Linked DNA regions of Homo sapiens: region 2 is linked to region 1. Evidence: read pairs that join two places in POLR2A ChIA-PET (ENCODE). Cell type or tissue: B cell. All regions are shown on one strand. Each heading gives the region's core, and the rest is flanking DNA. Links, peaks and the distances in the headings are about the cores only. Region 1 has its middle 56 kb from the start of SESN3. Region 2 overlaps SESN3 (sestrin 3).

Region 1 (2,926 bases), core at 139-2,638:
ATGAATAATGGTTGTCTAAGGAAAGTATTTCTAAGGAAATGGTTGTCTAAGGAAAATATATATAATATATATTATATATATTTATATATATTATATTATATATAATATATAATATTATATAATATATATTATATATAAATATATAAATAGATAATTTATATAAATTTAATAAATTTATGTAAATATAAATTTATATATAAATATAATATATAAATATATATTATAAATAATGTATTTATTTACAAGGTATATTTTACATATAAATATATAATTAGATATAATATATAATATATAAATTTATATGAATATAAATAAATATAAATATAAATAAATATGTCTAAGGAAATGGTTGTCTAAGGAAAATCTTCCTGGAAAATTCACCTTGTGAGAGTATCAGAAAAGAAAACTAGGGCTTTAGGTAGTTCTTGAACCTCCCACACAGACATACAATAGTGTGTTTAGGGGGAAGAGGAGGAGCAAGTTGAGAAATTACAACGAAAGGCAACTCTGCCCTTAAGTGAAATACTGTCTTCCTAAGTTCTCTGCCACCAAAAAAAAAAGCCATCCTCCTTTGCAAGTGTAGGTAGGAACCCCCAAACTGCCTTCTGGAGGAAAACCTACTTATAAAGAGCCTAGAAGTAGCTCTTTAATCCAAGGATCTATACAGTTGCAGAAAAAGTATAGCTGATGGCATAACCCTTGCTCATAAAGATAAACTGAAAATTATCAATAGATATTGGAAGAAAACAAACAGCATATAAAGAAAAGGACTAAAATCACAAAGGAAACAGAGATAATCCAGGGAACAGAAAGAACCTTTTCAAAACATTTTAATTAAAATCCTCAGATATTCAAGATGTTGCATCAATTAAATAAGAACAGAATACTATGTAAAAAGGAGCAACCAGGCCGGGCGCGGTGGCTCACGCCTGTAATCCCAGCACTTTGGGAGGCCGAGGCGGGCGGATCACGAGGTCAGGAGATCGAGACCATCCTGGCTAACACGGTGAAACCCCGTCTCTACTAAAAATACAAAAAAAAAAAATTAGCCGGGCGTGGTGGCGGGCGCCTGTAATCCCAGCTACTCGGGAGGCTGAGGCAGGAGAATGGCATGAACCCAAGAGGCGGAGCTTGCAGTGAGCCGGGATAGCGCCACTGCAGTCCAGCTTGGGCGAAAGAGTGAGACTCCGTCTCAAAAAAAAAAAAAAAAAAAAAAAAAGGAGCAACCAGTCCAAAACAGGAAATTAAAAGTTCTAAGAAGTTTAAAAAGTGGACAGGAATATGCTGAATACAGCGGACCCCAAAAAATACCTCAAAATAATTTAGATACTCAAAAAAATAAAGTCAAAAAAAGCTCCCAAAATGTGGATCAAAAAAGTGTTTTAAAAAGTAAAATATGAAAGAAAAAACAGTAGACAAGCAGGAAGAGAGTGGGCAATGATGTAGTGTTACTTTCTGATCTTTCATAGTCAATAATTCTCTCCAGCTGATGATAACAAGAAACAGAAGGGCGAGTATATTTTCTAAAGTTGAGTGGTTACCAGTAAAATTAAAAACACAGCCTGTCAATAGTGACTGCTTTCAGGACATGAAACTGGGAAGCTGTCTTTGGGATGAAAGAGTTCATTCTATGGACTCACGTTTTCGTTGGGGAAAAAAATACCACATTACATTTATTTTAATGTTTTTCATAAAGTTATCATTAGAAATTATAAACCATTGAAAGAATTGAGACACCATTTCCACATTCTCCAAATCCTCACCACCCATGAGAATTACCTAAGGAAGGCAAAAATCAATCTATTCTCTGCCAAACAAGGGGTCTTTTGTAACAAAAGAAATCCCGGAAAGAAGAGCATATCCTGCTGTGTGTCAGGGGCTTTTCCAGGTGCTCTGGATAAAACAGTTAATAAACAACAAAAATCCTGCCCTCATAGAGCTTACCTTCTTCCCTTAGCATATAAAGCCATAGTTATTACTTTGCAATTAATAGGCTCAGTGTCGTTTTAACTGAGGAGTATTTCTCAGGTGAGAATAGACCATATGATATTCAGAAGAAAAAAATTAACTATTTCACAATTGTGAAATTATAATTTAATATTAGGTAAATTCAGGTGGAACCCATCATCTCCCAACCCCGTTCCCTACAACACTCCATGCCAAGAAGAGACCTTCCCAAGATATTTTCCTTTTCCCAAGGAGAGTTTGGGGTAGACCACCCGTGTGAAGGATTTTAAAGAGGAAGTTTCAGGAAAGAGACGACATAGGGGAGATCAAGGCAGAGAATGAGAGAGCTGCCATGAGGGACTAGAAATAGGGGCACCTTTGTTTGGTGTAGGGGAACAGGTTAGGAAAACACCACCATCACCACCACCACCACCACAACCACCACCACCATCACCACCACAACTCCCAATTATCAGGCTCTGTGCCCTTTAAGGCTGATTAACTGAACCCTTGAGTAAAAGAACTGCCTGCTCCTCCTGAAGAGTTTGCATGGTCCTGGGGCAGGTTGACATGGAGACACTCAAGAGCAGGCAGGCTCTCTTATCACAGGGCATCTTGCAGGTTCACACATCAGGGATAGTTTGAAGGATGCTTGTTTGGAGAAGGTGAGAAATGAGGCCAGAGAGGTATATTGGACAGATTTTGAAAACTACCTCTTGGGTTACACCAGAACTTCAAAAGGAAGTCGAGAAACATACAAAGGCACAAAATATACAAATAAGAAAGGAGTAAGGGAGGAGAAGCTTTTTAAGAAAGAAAGAATATAATCAGATCTGAATTTTAGAAACACAATTCTGGTAGAATATTTACAGTGGGCTTGAAAGAAAAGAGATTCACAGGGAGCTCAGTTAGGAGGTTACTGTAATTATCCAGGCAAGAAATGCCCTAAACTAGGGTAGTGACAGTTGGGAAAAAGTTA
Region 2 (2,926 bases), core at 174-2,673, 70 kb after region 1:
TAGGTAGATGGGAATGTAGAAACAGTTTTTTTTGTAAAATTATACAGATTGCTATTTTATGCTTATCAGAATTCTATGTCAGATGCTATTACCTTTTCCTGGCCTTCAGATTCTTAGGCAAGAAATGTTAAGGCTATAAACATTTATAAATCACTGAATACTATATGAATATCTTTAATTAGTTTGTGTATTTTGGAAACATTAAGTGCTCTCACCTGTTAGGCACTGAACAGACTTAGAATGAGAACATCAGAGTTTTTACCTACGTAGCGTGATGACTTGCAACTTATGCCTGGGTCTCTTAGAGATCTTCAAGGTTATGCCTCCCAGTTGACACTACAGTCAAGAGTAGGATTTGGTAAACTTTCTGTAAAGGGCTGGGTAATAATATTTTGGGCTTACAGGCCATACACATAAGCACAGTAGTTCTTCTATAGTAAGTAATTGTAAAGCTTTGAACTAATTGTCTTATTGTCTTAAAATCCTAATTCTCTACCTACCTTCCCCAACCAACATTAGCATAGTGGTGCTCAAGAAATGTGTCATGTAATAAATGAACCTACACTTACTCCAGAGGGGACAAAGGTGGTACCTGATGCAGGAATATGTGAGTGTTGGTGTTGGAGAGTGTTGTGAGAGGAAGATTATTCAGCAGAAACAAACCCTTCCTCTGATGAGCAGAAGTGGTGGATGTCAGTAATTTAAAAATGGAAAATCAAGTCATTCAGAATACTTTTTATAGGGATAATCTTTTAAAATTGCACACTGAGCATTTAATCAATGTAAGTAATATGGCACCATTATCTAGGTTGCACATTTGTGAAAGCATCAGTATATGATGCGTTCCATGGTTGGGATCTAATGATACCCAGATCAAGCCATGACATAACTAGTGCAGTGTGCAAGATTCAAGCCCTATTCAGTCAGAATTCTTCCTTTGAAATGAGGATTGACAATTAAGCTTTTTTTTTTTTTTTTTAAACGGAGTCTGGCTCTTGTCGCCCAGGCTGGAGTGCAGCAACACCATCTCAGCTCACTGCAACCTCCACCTCCCGGGTTCAAGCAATTCTCCTGCCTCAGCCTCCCAAGTAGCTGGGATTACAGGTGCCCACCACCGTGCCCGGCTAATTTTTGTATTTTTAGTAGAGACGGGGATTTCACCATGTTGGCGAGGCTGGTCTTGAACTCCTGACCTCAAGTGATCCACCCACCTTGGCCTCCCAAAGTGCTGGGATTACTGGCATGAGCTACAGTGGCTGACAGTTAAGTAGTTTAATAATGTATGCTTCAAATTATATTTGACAGGGAGTCCCCTGACTAACTCTTGTTATAGTTGTGCAGTTTTATGATTACATATGGGAGAATTAAATGCACAAAAAGCATACATTGATATGGGTGACCTTTCTTATCTGTCTTTTATCTTGTGAAGTATCACTAGTCTAAACACATGTGGTTTTAAAAAACAAATTCACATGATGTATAAGCATATAGTAGTGGAAAATATTTTACTTTTTTTTTTTTTTTTGAGACAGAGTCTTGCTCTGTTGTCCAGGCTGGAGTGCAGTGACATGATCGTGGCTCACTGCAACCCCCACCTCCAGGGTTCAAGCGATTCTCCTGCCTCAGCCTCCTGAGAAGCTGGGAGTACAGGCATGCACCACCACACCCAGCTAGTTTTTGTATTTTTAGTAGAGACAGGGTTTCACCATATTAGTCAGGCTGGTCTCGAACTCCTGACCTCATAATCCACCTGCCTCAGCCTCCCAAAGTGCTGGGATTACAGGTGTGAGCCACTATGCCTGGCCAGTATTTTACTCTTAATTGATGTTAAACTTTTAAACTACAAGACATCTGTGTGGTTTTTTTTTTTTATCTTGCCTCCTTTACTAATTATTGCTAATATCTATGTGATTTTATCTTACTTCCTTTACTAATTATTAGATTTTTATTAGAGCTGTTGTGGAAAACATATTTGTCACAGTGGAAAATGGAATGAATTGATAATAAGCACCTCAATGATATAACTCCATTTGTAGTTAGATATAGATTATTTATAGAAACAATTGGATTTTTAAAAACACTGAATAAGAAATTACCTAGAATGTTGCCATCAATGTGCTGAAGCATTTCATTTTTCATTTTAGAGTGCTACTAAAATTTGAACTCATTGTGACAGTGTATATTTAGTAAATTTTGCATTTAATAAACTACTGTGTTATCATTCATAAAAAGTGCCATGATATCACAAAAATGAAGTAATATGTCCTCTAGCAGTCCTAACCTGTCCATTTCCTTTTCAGTGATAGGTATACATTACATGACTGTCAAAGAGGAGTCCATTGTTACTATAAAAGGCCATTTCTTTTTGTTCTACCTTTATAGTCATCTTAACACATTTTATTGTTTATGGATCATCAACTATTTGACAGAAGGTGTAGAGCACTTAGAAACTAAAATGCAGTGTGCTGTCTATTGTATATCAATCAATTTAAGATAAAGGATTTCTTTTTTTTTTTTTTTCTTTTTTTTTTTTGAGATGGAGTCTCTCTCTGTTGCCCAGGCTGGAGTGCAGTGGCGGGATCTCGGCTCACTGCAAGCTCCGCCTCCCGAGTTCACGCCATTCTCCTGCCTCAGCCTCCCAAGTAGCTGGGACTACAGGCGCCCACCACCATGCCCGGCTAATTTTTTGTATTTTTAGTAGAGACGGGGTTTCACCGTTTTAGCCAGGATGGTCTCGATCTCCTGACCTCGTGATCCGCCCGCCTCGGCCTCCCAAAGTGCTGGGACTACAGGCGTGAGCCACCGCGCCCGGCCAAGGATTTCTAAAATGAAGACATAAATCAGTGGAAAAGCTAGATTGGATTCACAGAAACTTGATACATACCTTTTCTAGAGCATGTGTGACACATAATTGGTTTACAGTTAT

What was found. Peaks named below come from ENCODE experiments on the same cell type or tissue, not always from the same donor. Only the 100,000 strongest peaks of a DNase experiment are listed, where the experiment ranks them.
Region 2: POLR2A ChIA-PET joins it to region 1 with 6 read pairs; 9 of 35 experiments call an interaction of 5 or more read pairs at or near these places.

What each region holds. Positions count from the first base shown.
Region 1 is chr11:95,285,488-95,288,413 of GRCh38, reverse strand. No RefSeq gene overlaps it. Among named protein-coding and RNA genes, the nearest start is that of SESN3, 56 kb to the right of the region's middle. In B cell, for the core only: no CTCF peak of the experiment used is centred there; no DNase peak of the experiment used is centred there.
Region 2 is chr11:95,215,705-95,218,630 of GRCh38, reverse strand. The region is part of intron 1 of SESN3 (sestrin 3); the gene reads left to right. Among named protein-coding and RNA genes, the nearest start is that of SESN3, 14 kb to the left of the region's middle. In B cell, for the core only: no CTCF peak of the experiment used is centred there; no DNase peak of the experiment used is centred there; H3K27ac peaks cover 548 bases.